2 separate regions of the Homo sapiens genome follow, and region 1 is linked to region 2. The links are chromatin contacts, found by Hi-C or POLR2A ChIA-PET in ENCODE. All regions are on one chromosome and are shown on one strand. Each heading gives the region's core, a stretch centred on a gene start or an enhancer-like site at or near the end of the contact. The rest is flanking DNA. Distances are from core to core; before and after follow the strand shown. Region 1 has its middle 18 kb from the start of SAMD9L. Region 2 overlaps CDK6-AS1 (CDK6 antisense RNA 1).

Region 1 (7,009 bases), core at 1,850-4,349, 260 kb after region 2:
TGTGTAAAAAAGTCCTTTAGAAACCACAAATAATGATTTCAACAGTCATGGAAGTGAGTTGGCCAAGAGTCCCACCATACCAGTACCAAGAGGTGACTTGGTAAACAAGAAATGGTACTGTGTGATGGGCTTATACTGCCCACTAAGAGCAAGGAAGGCATTGCTGTTACACTTCAGGACCATGCTCATCAGGGAGCTTGGAGGGATCACAAAGGCAACATAGAGAATTATCCGTACAGAGACAACAGGCCACAAGGTAATCACTGGACAGCCACAGCACAGTAGGTAGGGATGCCATCAGTCTTTATGTGAAGTTGGGCTTCTTCAGGAAGTCGTGAGAACACTGACATCATACCACAATCGGGAACCAACCAGGAACTGAACCAACACACCAGAGACTCCATCAGTGATGACTTCAATATCATCACAATGAACATCTTGGATGCCAGGTGGAGGCAACTGCAAATCTGCCAAATTGGGACTGGTAAACAGGCAAAGAAAGAAAGAGAGATTGAAAAAAAAAAAAAAAAAAGACAGAGAATCCACTTAAGAGTTCACAAACAAAATTCAAAAACACACAAAGCAGCTAAGATCAAAAAGGACAGACAAAATTAACTATGAATTCATTCCAAATAAAAATAAATTTACATTTTAATAAGCATGTTTAGGATTGTCAAAGAAATAAATGTAGGGATATTAATAAAAACAGAACAAGAAATTATTTTAAAAAGTTGAAATTAAAGATAGATAAGAAAAAGTTAATTGAAAATCTTGGAAATTATATATATAAATTGTGTGTCTACATTACATATGTATTATATATAATATATGCATAATGTTATATATGTACTTTATATATGATATACACATTCATACATCTTATATGTATTTTATGCATATATGTGTATATTCAATAGGTTTGCTAAATTCCAGTTATGGTTAAAAAAAAATAAAATTTGTGTATTGAAAGATGTTTCTGAGGAATTTACCCAAATGAAGCACAGAGAAAAAAGAAATAAAAATATGTGAAAGGACAATTAAAATATATGGTGAAGAGTTTGAGAGACTTCAACAAATGTCTGATTGTTGTTTCAGAAAAAGTGAAGAAGGAAAATAATGGCAAAGTAACATATGTTACTTCTGCTATTTCCCAGAATTGAAGAGAGACATGAACTTTTATCCTGGAGATTTTAAAAATTACAAATAAAATAAAAATAAATCCATAGCTGGACATAGCATAATGCAACTGAAAAACATTTAGTATAAAAAGGAAAAATTTCAAACTCTCAAAGGAAAAAATTCCCAAATTATCTATACAAGACTGAGTACAGAACTTTCATCAGAAACAACTGATGAAAAAAGACAAGGAAGTAATATATTCAATATTTTGAGAGAAAATATTCATCAGCCTAGAAACTTACACTCAGGTAAACCACAATTCCAAGGTCAAAATTAAGACATTTCAGACATACACATTTCTTTAGAATTTACCACTAATTGATTTTCAATGAGAACTGATTACTTGATGTACTTTAATAGGAAGAGAAGTAGACTTAGAGGGATGACAAATGACTTGAAAAATTGGAGTCACACACAACATTAAGAAAAATGGAGGCACACAAATTGATTAAAGGGTTGAATGTGTGTGCTTTGATGAAGGGATGTTAAAGCATTGTAGTGTTCTAGGAGGACTATAAAGATGTGGATTAATTCCAGATTTTAAAATAAAACTATATATGTATTAAAAATATAGGATGCCAACTAAGGGAAGAAAAATATAGTCTAGGGTTTCCATGAGAGTAGGAGATAAAAAAAAATGTAGAAAACTTTATTAATCTACCAGAAGGGAGGAACAGAAATAAAAAAGAAATGGGGAAGAAAGATGGTAAACAGAAAACATGAATTACAAAGGAAAAAGAATATATAGTTATCACAGTGAATGTAAATAAGTTGAATTCACTTATTGAAGTACAGTCTATCATGTTGACTATATGTTGTTTATAAAAGATCCGACTAAAACAAAAACTACACAGAGATTTGAAAGAAAGTATTGAAAAATATACTAGGCAAATAATAACCAGACAAAGGATATATCAATATTAAAATAAAATAAAATGTAAGACTGAAAACTTTGATAGGGATAAAAAACATTCTACCAAGAGAATATAATAATAATGAATTTGTGAGTGTGTAACAACATAGCCTTGAAATATATGAAGTGAAAACTGAATTACATGGTGAAATTGACAAAACAATTTAGTTGAATTAAAAACCTAAATATGAAATGGAAAAAATTTCAGAAGAAAACATTTAAAACATGAGAATTGAAAAATAATTTTGCCACAAGACACAAAAATACAAACCATAAAGGAAAATACCAATACATTTTTATACATTAAAAAAACTTTTTGTATCAGAAGATACCATATAAGGGAGAAAAAGTAAGTTACGTAATCAACACAGGATTATAAAATCAACAAAGAATTAATATTCAGCATAGAAAGAGTTCCTACAAATCAATACAAAATGACAGCCTGATAGAAAAATGGTTAAAATATGTAAAAAATCAATTTATAGAGGAGAGAACCTGAATGGCCAATAAATATAAGAAAATATCTCGACCTCACTAGTAATAAGGGGAATACTTGTCAAAATTACAAAAAGGTAATATTTCACATTCATTATGTAGGAAAAGTATTATAAAAAGTAGGTTAAACAGAATTCTCAGATTCTTGTTGGAAATACAAGTTGTTAAAGTAATTAGTATCTAGAGAAGTTGATACTCACGTCTCTAATCTAGATTTTCAGTTTCTAGGTTTATGCCATAAAGAAACTGACACAAGTTCATAAAAAAGAATATTTATTGTTCTAATGAAGAGCAAGAAAAAGTTCAAATCCAACAGTTGAAGGAAAGATAAATAAATTGTATGTACATATATACACATAATATATATATATGTGTAACATAGGTATTTTGGATTTAAAAACTTGTGTTACAAAATTAATGAGAGGCCATTAGGCTGAGATGGGTTTAGGCCTTAGGTCCTACATAAGCAAACTGAAACCCAACTCATTGTAAATAGTGAAATGAAACTTTTAGCTTAACCAATCAGAAACTTCCAACTATATAAGCAAACTGAAACCCAACTCATCGTAAATAGCAAAATGAAACTTTTAGCTTAACTGATCAGATACTGCCAACTAACCCTTAACTAGGGACTTTCCACTTTAATGAATCAAATATTTTCTTTGTCTTGCTTCCATGAGCACCTTATAAAAGTTTTGCCCTCACACCCTCTTTCTAAAGTGCTAAACTGCTTGTAATTCATGAATTGTTAAATGTTCAAAAAACTCATTAAAATTTTAATATGTCTAAGTTTTGGTTACAATTACATAAATATATGGCATAGAAGGAATTTTAGATGCTAAGTTTTGTTTTTTAAAAAATAAATTCTCCTTGTAGTATGGGAGCAGAAAAGAAAATAAATAATAAAATAAAAAAATAAATTCGACTTCTGCTTTCATCTCTGACACATAGAGGGCTTGGAAATAGTCACTTCCATCTTTACAAAAAAAATCTTGAACAAAATGAAAAATCAATTGCTTTTCTTGAAACCTTCAGAAAATTGAGGTCAGAAAATAAACTGTCATCCTGAAATCTGGAGACACCAGCAAATACAGAGAATCATAGCTGAGATCAGCTTACCTGGACCAGAATCCATAGGAGCAATAAACTGATAATGACACTTAAATGGTAATTTTGACATGCTGACCTAAAGGAAGAAGCTGAGGAACAAAGTATAATTTTAAAGAGTTTACTTAAGCCAAGGTAAGAACAGTTGCCCAGAAAACTCAGACCTCAGTAAATTTGGATATGAGCTCCCCATTTGGCCTTTGTTACAAGCAGGTTTCTAAAGGTGAAGAGGGGGGACAGGAATGGGATTATACAAAGTTGCTCATCAGGAATTCTCATTGGTTTACAGAAAAAAAACATTGATTAGTGGTTGGCTATACATTGTTCTTTGTATCACACATTCCAGGACCATGAAGATAATGGCTGAAGGTCACATTGTGCAACTTGTGGTAACTTATTTTGAGATATGTTTCATCAATACCTAGTTTATTGAGAGTTTTAAGCATGGAGGCTGTTGAATTTGTTAAAGGCTTTTTCTGCATCTATTAAGATAATCATGTGGTTTTTGTCATTGCTTCTGTTTATGTGATGGATTACATTTATTGATTTGCATATGTTGAACCAGCCTTGCATCCCAGTTATGAAGCCGACTTGATAGTGGTGGATAAGCTTTTTGATGTGCTGCTGGATTCGGTTTGTCGGTATTTTATTGAGGATTTTTGCATGGATATTCATCAGGGATATTGGCCTGAAATTTTCTTTTTTTTGTTGTGTTTTGGAATCAGGATGGTGCTGGCCTCATAAAATAGGTTAGGGAGGATTCCCTCTTTTTCTAATGTTGGGAATAGTTTCAGAAAGAATGGTACCAGCTCCTCTTTGTATCTCTGGTAGAATTCAGCTGTGAATTCGTCTGGTCCTGGACTTTTTTTTGGTTGGTAGGCTATTAATTACTGCCTCAATTTCAGAAATTGTTATTGGTCTGTTCAGGGTTTCGACTTCTTCCTGGTTTAGACGTGGGAGGGTGTATGTGTCCAGGAATTTATCCATTTCTTCTAGATTTTCTAGTTTATTTGCATAGAGGTGTTTATAGTATTCTCTGATGGTAGTTTGTATTTCTGTGGGATCAGTGGTAATATCCCCTGTATCATTTTTTATTGCATCTATTTGATTCTTTTCTCTTTTCTTCTTTATTAGCCTGGCTAGCGGTCTATCTAATTTGTTGATCTTTTTAAAAAACTAGCTCCTGGATTCATTGATTTTTTGAAGGGTGTTTCATGTCTCTATCTCCTTCAGTTTTGCTCCGATCTCAGTTATTTCTTGTCTTCTGCTAGCTTTTGAATTTGTTTGCTCTTGCTCCTCTAGTTCTTTCAATTTTGATGTTAGGGTGTCGATTTTAGATCTTCCCTGCTTTCTCTTGTGGACATTTAGTGCTATAAATTTCCTGCTATACTCTGCTTTAAATGTGTCCCAGAGATTCTAGTACGTTGTGTCTTTGTTCTCATCGATTTCAAAGAACATCTTTATTTCTGCCTTAATTTTGTCATTTATCCAGTAATCTTTCAGGAGCAGGTTGTTCAGTTTCCATGTAGTTGTGTGGTTTTGAGTGAGTTTCTTAATCCTGATTTCTAATTTGATTGCACTGTGGTCTGAGAGACTGTTATGATTTCCGTTCTTTTGCATTTGCTGAGGAGTGTTTTACTTCCAATTATGTGGTCAAATTTAGAATAATTGCGATGAGGTGCTGAGAAGAATGTATATTCTATTGATTTGGGATGGTGAGTTCTGTAGATGTCTATTAGGTCCACTTGGTGCAGAGCTGAGTTCAAATCCTGGATATCGTTGTTAACTTTCTGTCTCGTTGATCTGTCTAATGTTGACAGTAGGGTGTTAAAGTCTCCCATTATTATTGTGTGGGAGTCTAAGTCTCTTTGTAGGTCTCTAAGGACTTGCTTTATGAATCTTGGTGCTCCTGTATTGAGTGCATATATATATAGGATAGTTAACTCTTGTTGAATTGATCACTTTACCATTATGTAATGGCCTTCTTTGTCTCTTTTGATCCTTGTTGGTTTAAGTCTGTTTTATCAGAGATTAGGATTGCAACCCCTGCTTTTTTTTGTTTTCCATTTGCTTGGTAGATCTTCCTCCATCCCTTTATTTTGAGCCTGTGTGTGTCTCTGCACATGAGATGGGTCTCCTGAACACAGCACACTGATGGGTCTTGACTATTTATCCAATTTGCCAGTCTGTGTCTTTTAATTGGAGCATTTAGCCAATTTACATTTAAGGTTAATATTGTTATGTGTGAATTTGATCCTGTCAATTCAACTAGCAATGATGCTAGTTGGTTATTTTGCCCGTTAATTGATGCAGTTTCTTCATAGTGTTGATGGTCTTTACAATTTGGTATGTTTTTGCAGTGGCTGGTACCAGTTGTTCCTTTCCATGTTTAGTGCTTCCTTCAGGAGCTCTTGTAAGGTAGGTCTAGTGGTGACAATATCTCTAAGCATTTGCTTGTCTGTAAAGGATTTTATTTCTCCTTCACTTATGAAGCTTAGTTTGGCTGGATATGAAATTCTGGGTTGAAAATTCTTTCTTTAAGAATGTTGAATATTGGCCCCCATTCTCTTCTGACTTGTAGGGTTTCTGCAGACGGATTCGCTGTTAGTTTGATGGGCTTCCTTTTGTGGGTAACCCAACCTTTCTCTCTGGCTGTCCTTAACATTTTTTCCTTCATTTCAACCTTGGTGAATCTGACGATTATGTGTCTTGGAGTTGCTCTTCTCAAGGAGTATCTTTGTGGTGTTCTCTGTATTTCCTGCATTTGAATGTTGGCCTGTCTTGCTAGGTTGGGGAATTTCTCCTGGATAATATCCTGCAGAGTGTTTTCCAACTTGGTTCCATTCTCATCGTCACTTTCTGGTACACCAATCAAACATAGATTTGGTCTTTTCACATAGTTCCATATTTCTTGGAGGCTTTGCTTGTTTCTTTCCATTCTTTTTTCTCTAATATTGTCTTCATGCTTTATTTCATTAAGTTGATCTTCAATCTCTGGTATCCTTTCTTCTGCTTGCTTGATTTGGCTATTGACACTTGTGTATGCTTCATGAAGTTCTTGTGCTGTGTTTTTCAGCTCCATCAGGTCATTTATGTTCTTTTGTAAACTGGTTATTCTAGTCAGCAATTCAACTAACCTTTTTCAAGGTTCTTAGGTTCCTTGCATGCTCCTTTAGCTCAGAGGAATTTGTTATTATCCACCTGCTGAAGCCTACTTCTGTCAATTCATCAAACTCATTCTCCTTCCAGTTTTCTTCCCTTGCTGTCAAGGAGTTGTGATCCTTTGGAGGAGAAGTGTTCTTGTTTTTCGAATTT
Region 2 (7,417 bases), core at 4,192-6,691:
GAGGTGACACTGCACCACGCTTCGGCTTTCCCTCCATGGGCTGCTCCCACTGTCTCAGTTGGAAATGCAGAAATCACCTGCTTTCTGTGTTGATCTCACTGGGAGCTTCATACTGCAGCTGTTGCTATTTGGCCATCTTGCCAGCCACCTCTGAATCATAAGATTTCTATACATATTCTAGGTATAAGTCTCTCATCAGAAATATGATTTGCAAATATTTTCTCCCATTTCGTGGGTTGTCTCTTCACTTTCTTGATGATAACTTTTGTAGCACAAGAATTTTAAATTTTGATGTAATCCAATTTATCCATGTGTTTCTTTGTTGCTTGTACTTTTAGTGTCATATCTATGAAACTTTTCTCTTACTCAAGGTTATAAAGGTTTAAGCTGATATTTTCTTTTAAGAGTTTTATAGTTTTCATTTTGTAAACTAGTTTTATGAAACTATAGTAGTTCTTACAGTGAGGTCTTTGATCTATTTTGTGTGAATTTTTCTACATAGTGTGAGGCAAGGGTTCAGCACCATTTGCTACAAAGTCTATTCTTTGTCCATTGAATGGTTTGAATAGTTGAGTTGAATCTGTAGATCAGTTTGGGAAATATTGCCCATGAACATGGGTGTATTCATGGTATCTGATCTATGAAAATGGTATGTCTTTCCATTTATTTAGGTTGTCTTTAATTTCTTTCAATAATATTTTATACTTTCCAGAACACAAGTTTTTCACTTCCTTTGTTAAATATATTTGTAAATATTTTATTATTTTTGATGCTATAAGAAATGAAATTATTTTCTTTATTTCATTTTGGATTGTTCAGTGCAAGTGTGTAGAAATACAATTGATTTTTGTATAATGATCTTGTATCCTGCAGCATTGCAAAACTTATTAGTTTGAATAGTTTTTGCTAGATTATCTAGGATTTTCTGAATCATGATGACTTAATCATGTCATGTATACATATATTTTACTTCTTTCTTTCAAATTTTATTGCTTTCATTTCATTTTCTCCCCTAATTGGCTCACCTTGTATAATGTTAAATGGAAGTAGTGAGAATAATCACTCTTGTCTTGTTCCTGATCTTAGGGGAAAAACATTCAGTTCTTCACCCTTATGTATTACACAAGTTGTATATACCTTACCTGAACTAGTTGGGATCAGAAGTGTTCTGGATTTGGTGGTTGTTTTTTTGGATTTTGGTATATTTGCATTGTACTTACCAGTTGAATATCCCAAATAAAAAAACCAAAAATTTGAAATGATCCAGTGAACATTTCCTTTGAGCGTGATGTCAGCACTCAAAAAGCTTTGGATTTTAGGGCATTTTGGATTTTGGACTTTCAGATTTGGGATGCTCAACATGTATTAACTGTGGGTTTTTCATATATGCACTTTATCAAGCTGAGAAAGTTCCCTTCCATTCCTAGTTTTTTATAAACAATATTTTAGTCTTGCATTGTGTGAAATGTTTCCCTTTTCTATTGAGATGATCATGTGAGATGATCATGTTTTGTTCTTTATTGTATTGATATGATGTATTACATTGATTAATTTTTGGTCTGTAAACATTTGTGGGCTGTTATCCATTACAGTGTCTGCTCAACAGTTATACCTTGACAAGTGTGAGATAAATGCTGAGTCCTGGCCATGTTGCTGTCCCTCATTTTTAAAAAAAAACATTTGATATTAAGTATGGTATTTCTAATGGAAGCTTCTATTAAATGTCACACTGTAAAATTCAAAATTTGCCATTTCTCAGTTTCCTAAACTTAATAGAGCTCTTACTAAATTGTCTTTATGAGAAATGTGTCTCTTCCTATTTATCTGAAAGTAGATGAAGAGAATTTTGTATTGCTCCAGCCCTTCAGCCAAAATTAAATCAGAATAGGATGAAATTCTTAAACAACATGAGTGTGTATCTATAATACACCTTTCAAAAGGAACAAGTTCTTACCAAATTATGCTGTTGTTTTTACTGGAGTCTTAGCTTTTATGATTTTAAAAACATCTCTAAGGCTCAAATTCTATCGTTCTTGATTTGAAATCAACCTCTTCTTTTCCTATATCGTTGGAAGGGTTACACAGCTATGGCCCAAAAGCCAAATTTGGCCTGTAGATATGTTTTATTTGTCCGTAGACTTTTGAAAGTTAGGTCAAGCATGTGCTCCTAGCTAGACACCACATTCAATCTTCCTATTGTCTTTTATTATGCATTTAAGCATGGCTTTGGAGTTTGTAATTCTTGAAGTAAACATCTGGTTTTTGGCATTTTTATTTATCTCAATGGAACCATTATCTCTTGGCTTACCCAAATTTGAAATATTGGAATCATGGAATCATTATTAATAATTTTTATGAAGTTTTTTTAATATAAAAATCACTTAAATACAAATAGATTCTCATTATCTAAGATTTAGACAATCAAAAGTACAAAATGCTGAAAGTCCCTTTTCACTTCTGTCTACCACTTTTTTCTCATTTACATGTAATCATTGTCATTAAGTTGGGATGTGTTCTTCCAGCTCACTTTGTAGACTTTTACACACACACACACACACACACACACACACACACACGGGCTATTTTTTTGTATAAAAAATAGGCTTGACAAATATAGTCCAACTTATTAACAATGGTTACTTCTAGATGGGGAAGAAATAGTAGAGAGGAGTGAAGGGGCTTTTCAATCTTTAGCCATTACTACCAATTCTGTATAATCATGACTTACAAACATATTTATATGAAGACTAAGTCAGCAAGACACAAAACCCAGCAGCTATAAATGAGAATATTGATAGATTGACTATGTAAAAATATTATACTGTATCAGTCAGGGTTCAACCAGAGAAGCAGAACCAGCAGGGAGAATAATTATAAATACAAATTCAAATTTAAATACACACACACACACACACACACATACACATATATATAGACAGATATAGATGCAGATAGATAGATACATGTATAGAAAGATAGAGATGTGTGTGTACACATACAGATAGACACACACACACACACACACATATGGATTGGCTTGTGTGATTGTTGGGGCTTACTAAGAAAGTCTGAAATCAGTAGAGAAGGTCTTTAGAAAGGGAATATCATAGTGTGAAACTTCATATTCCTTTGGGAGAAGCCTCGGTCCCACTTTTAAGGCTTTTCAACTGATTTAATCGGGTTTACTCAGATTATTTAAGATAATCTCCCTTATTTAAGGTCACTTGAGTAAGGGCTTTAATTATATCTGCAAACTACCTTCACAAGAAAACTAAGACTAGATGTTTAATTGAATAATTAGATATTGTAGCCTAGCCAAGGTAACACCTCAAAAAAGTCATCATATATACAAATTAAAAATTTACATACAGCAAAAGACACTGTGAACAGAGATAAGCAATATGCAAGTAAAATATCTATACAATATAGGTAATAGACAAAGGATTAATATTCAGAAGTTACTGAGTTCCCCCAAATCAGCAAGAAAGACAAGAATTAGTTGATAGAAAAATGGGCAAAGGATATGCATAGGCAATTTACACACAAATTTTCATAGTCTGATGAAAAAATACAAGAGAATGCTCAAATTCACTACTAATTAGGGAACTGAAATGTAAAGCAATAGCTAATTTTTCCTTATTATTTTAGCAAACATTTAAAATTATGGATAGCATCAAAAGCAGGCAAAAATGCAGATTAATGGGAACTCCTGCTAGGAATCTGTCCTTTCTTACTTTCTTTTTTAATCACTAAGCTCATATGTTTGATTGTTATGGTTGAGTCTCCCAACTAAATTCCGTGATTCTTTCCTCCCTATCTGAGTTCAGCTTGCATAGTACTACTAGATACATCTTAATCCTCTCTCTCTTTTTCCCTTACATACACACAGACAATGCCTTAACATTATTTGTAATAGCCTCAGCCTGGAAACCACTAACTGTCTAACAACTATAGCATGGATAAATAACTTGTGATATATTCATGCAACAGATTATTTATAATAAAGAAATTGACTATGAACTACAAGAATCAGCATGGATGACTCCTCAAAAATACTGTTGGGTAAAGAAGCAAAACAACAAAGAAAACATCAAGCATGATTGTATCTGAACAAAGTTCAAAAACGGCAAAACTAAACTATCTTATTTAGCAATGCATACCTAGGTGGTAAAAACAAAGTAAAACAAAGAAATGGTTATTCCAAATATTTGGGTAGCAATTACCTTATGGTTTGGGAATGGTGGATGCGGAGGGAGAAAGTTGTGATTTGGAAGTTAAACTCAGGAGATTTCGAAGTTAAACTCAGGAGATTTCAAAGTTAAACTCAGGAGATTTCTGGGGTGCTTTCGATCTTAGACTTCTTGACCTTGATGGCAATGACATGTTAAACAGAACATACATGTTTTACGTTTTCACTCTATTTGGTTATAGTTGATAATTTTTTAAATTTAAAAATACCACAAGGGAACTTCCTGAGGTGCTGGTAGCTATTTCTTGACATGAATGGTGATTGCATAACGTGTGATTTAAAAAATTAAATTTACTTAAAATTTCCACACTTTTCTCTTTGTTCTATTTGGCTAAAAAATTGTAAAAATAAAGTAGATAAAAAACCTTTATGAATTACTCCCTCCCTACAGAATAAAGATCAGATCCCTAACCTTTCAAAGTCCTCCATATATTGACTACCACAACCTTTCTAATCCTAACTCCCACTACTGCCTTCATAGAAACCAATAATAATAATGATAGCCCAAAACAAAAGTAAAAAACCCCAAAAAACCCCAACCTTCAAAACTGCAAACAAAATTAAAAAGTCCACAAATACACTAATTTTACTAAATTTCCTTTAACAAAAAACTTGACCTTGCCTCTTTTTATTCTTTATTTGAAGGATTTTGAATTGCCTACCACATGTTTTCCTAAGATGAATCAGAGCAGGATGACATGCTTGTTTAGTCTTTGATGATAATGAATATGTATTTACACGATTGTCAGAAAGAACACATTTCTCCCAAGTTGTTACCTAACTGGTATTGTGTGTTTAAGAATTTTCTTTCTGATTTAAACCAGCTAAAGCCAGTTTTTTAAAGGACATATATATATATATATATATATATATATATATATATATATATATATATATATATATATATATATATGATGTTAGATATTGGTTTGTGCCCAAGAAAACACAGGGAAAACTAAATAACCCAAATCAAGCCCTGAGTATTCATGTGCAGACTATCAGCTTCACACTTAGTCATAGTCAACTTCACACCTAAATGCCATTGAAAAGAAGCAGGGCCAAATGTTCCTGGAAAATGGGACTCTTAGGTTCACAGACGTTTGCTGAAAATACCTGAGCCCCATGCTTTGGGGAGATTTCACTAAGAAGATTGATATGCAGCTTCCAGGGGAAAGAATGAAGGAGGGGCAGGATGTGGTCTTGGTGAATCAGAAGCGGCCCTCCTTCCCCACCCCTCTTCTGAGTCAGCATGCAGCCACATGGCCCCACATGGTGCAGTTCTGGTTCTCGGATGAGCTGTCATATGGGGTCCTCCCTGTCTGCCTTTATTAAAGCACTTGGTGATTTCCAGCAGCCCTATTTGTCATATAAATAGTTTTGTTCTGTCTATAAATTAGTCAAGCAATTCATTTTTGAATCTTTCTGATAGTGACACAGTGACATGAAGTGTTGTTGGGTTTGCTTGTTGTTGGATTTGCTTGCCTCATTTGGTCCTTTAAATGGTAAAGTAACATCACCCGTTTGTAGACAGCCTCGCAAAAATTTGAGCCTTTGGTTTTGGAACCAAGTCAGCTGGGTTCAAATTCCCACTTGCCACCTTCCAAACCTGGGATTTTTTAAGTGCATATATTCCTTTTTGCCTTAGGGCATGAAACATGTGCTCAGCACTTGGTTGCTGCAGTGGGAACTGAGAGTCATTCTTGCTGGTCGTGCTGGTGGCAGAAGTTATGGCAAGCTCCCACAGAGCAGTGGCAGACTTGCCAGTGCCCGTGTCTGGGCTCCAGGTCTGGCAGTGTGGCAGAGTGGGCCACACTCACCAGTGCTGGGCAATAAGACAGTGTTTTCACATTGGACCAGCTCCATTACTTGATCTGGGGTATTGTTCATGGCTACAGAGTCCTCACATTGGCAGTCCTGGCAACTCTGGGAGTTCTGCAATGCCCTTTTAAGCACATTCCCTTTTGCTTAAACGAAAGTTGGTCTCTTTTAATTGTAATGAAAGATATTGACTGATATAGTGACCTTGTGAAAATTTACTTTCTCATCTATAGAGTAGCTTAATAATAGCCATCTCTAAGGGTTATTGGGAGATTTCAATATATTAATGCATGATTTGCATTAATCCACACTAACTATTTAGTCCACACTATTATCCACCCTAACTATATTCATCCACAATAACTATTTAGTCAGTGTGGTGTCTGGCACTAAAATATTAGTTATTAATTATTAATAATGTGCTGGGCACAGGAAGAGCATTGGACTGTCTGTAATGAGAGTGCGTCTTTTTATCAGGAGGGCCTCACTGTTTTAGGGTTAGGAATGATAGGATTAAAAGTAATTTGGGAATTTTTATGACTCATGACTTTATGGTTGGTTGATTTAGGCAACGATATAGCTTTTGTTTCACTTATTAAATTTAAATTTAATTTATGGACTTGTAAGGGCATAAATTTAATTTTACAGCTTGATTTTGACACAAAGCAAGATACTGAACATTAACACCACCACAGAGGCCTACTATGTGCTCCTGTCCCTGTTGTTACTTCCTCCAAAGGTAACCACGGCACAGATTCCTATTACTATAAATTAATGTTGCCTGTTTTTGAATTTTATTTGAATGAGATTACATAGTATATACTCTTTTGTTGCTAAATGTTATACCTTTGAGGTTCATTAATGTTTTTATAGATAGATATAGTTTTCTTCATTGCTAAATTGTATTCCATTATACATATATACTACAATTTATCTATTCTATTGTTAATGGGTAATATAGTTTGGCTCTGTGTCCCTACCAAAATCTCATGTCAAATTGTATCCCCAGTGTTGGAGGAGGGGCCTTGTGGAAGGTGATTGAATCACGGGGACGGACTTTCCTGTTGCTGCTCTTGTGATGGATTTCTCACAAGATCTGGTTGTTTGAAAGTGTGTAGCACCTGCCACTTCACTCCCTCTCTCTCCTCCTGGCCATGTGAAGACTGTGCCTGCTTCCTCTTTGTCTTCCACCATGATTGTAAGTTTCCTGAGGTCTCCCCAGGAGCAGAAGCCTATACATCCTGCAGAACTGCAAGCTAATTAAATCTGTTTTCTTTATAAATTACCCAGTCCCAGGTATGTCTTTGTAGCAGTGTGAGAATGGACTAATACAATGGGCATTTGGGTTGC

What was found. Hi-C counts contacts between places; a loop is a spot of excess contacts on that map. ChIA-PET counts read pairs that join two places held with the same protein, here RNA polymerase II (POLR2A). Pooled maps may share reads with other maps.
Region 1: a loop to region 2 is called in a pooled map, with 4 times the contacts of the local background. The contact joins two enhancer-like sites. A Hi-C loop is called at or near these places in 2 of 37 single-sample maps with no recorded cell type and 7 of 50 pooled maps. POLR2A ChIA-PET finds 5 or more read pairs at or near these places in 1 of 52 experiments (activated T-cell).

The regions. Positions count from the first base shown.
Region 1 is chr7:93,162,517-93,169,525 of GRCh38, forward strand. No RefSeq gene overlaps it. Among named protein-coding and RNA genes, the nearest start is that of SAMD9L, 18 kb to the left of the region's middle. RefSeq lists an enhancer at 3,173-3,242. Within about 2 kb of position 3,100, at least 4 of the 41 ENCODE cell types and tissues checked have a DNase peak (open chromatin) inside an H3K27ac peak, as active enhancers do.
Region 2 is chr7:92,899,015-92,906,431 of GRCh38, forward strand. The region is part of intron 1 of CDK6-AS1 (CDK6 antisense RNA 1); the gene reads left to right. Among named protein-coding and RNA genes, the nearest start is that of CDK6, 66 kb to the left of the region's middle. Within about 2 kb of position 5,442, at least 4 of the 41 ENCODE cell types and tissues checked have a DNase peak (open chromatin) inside an H3K27ac peak, as active enhancers do.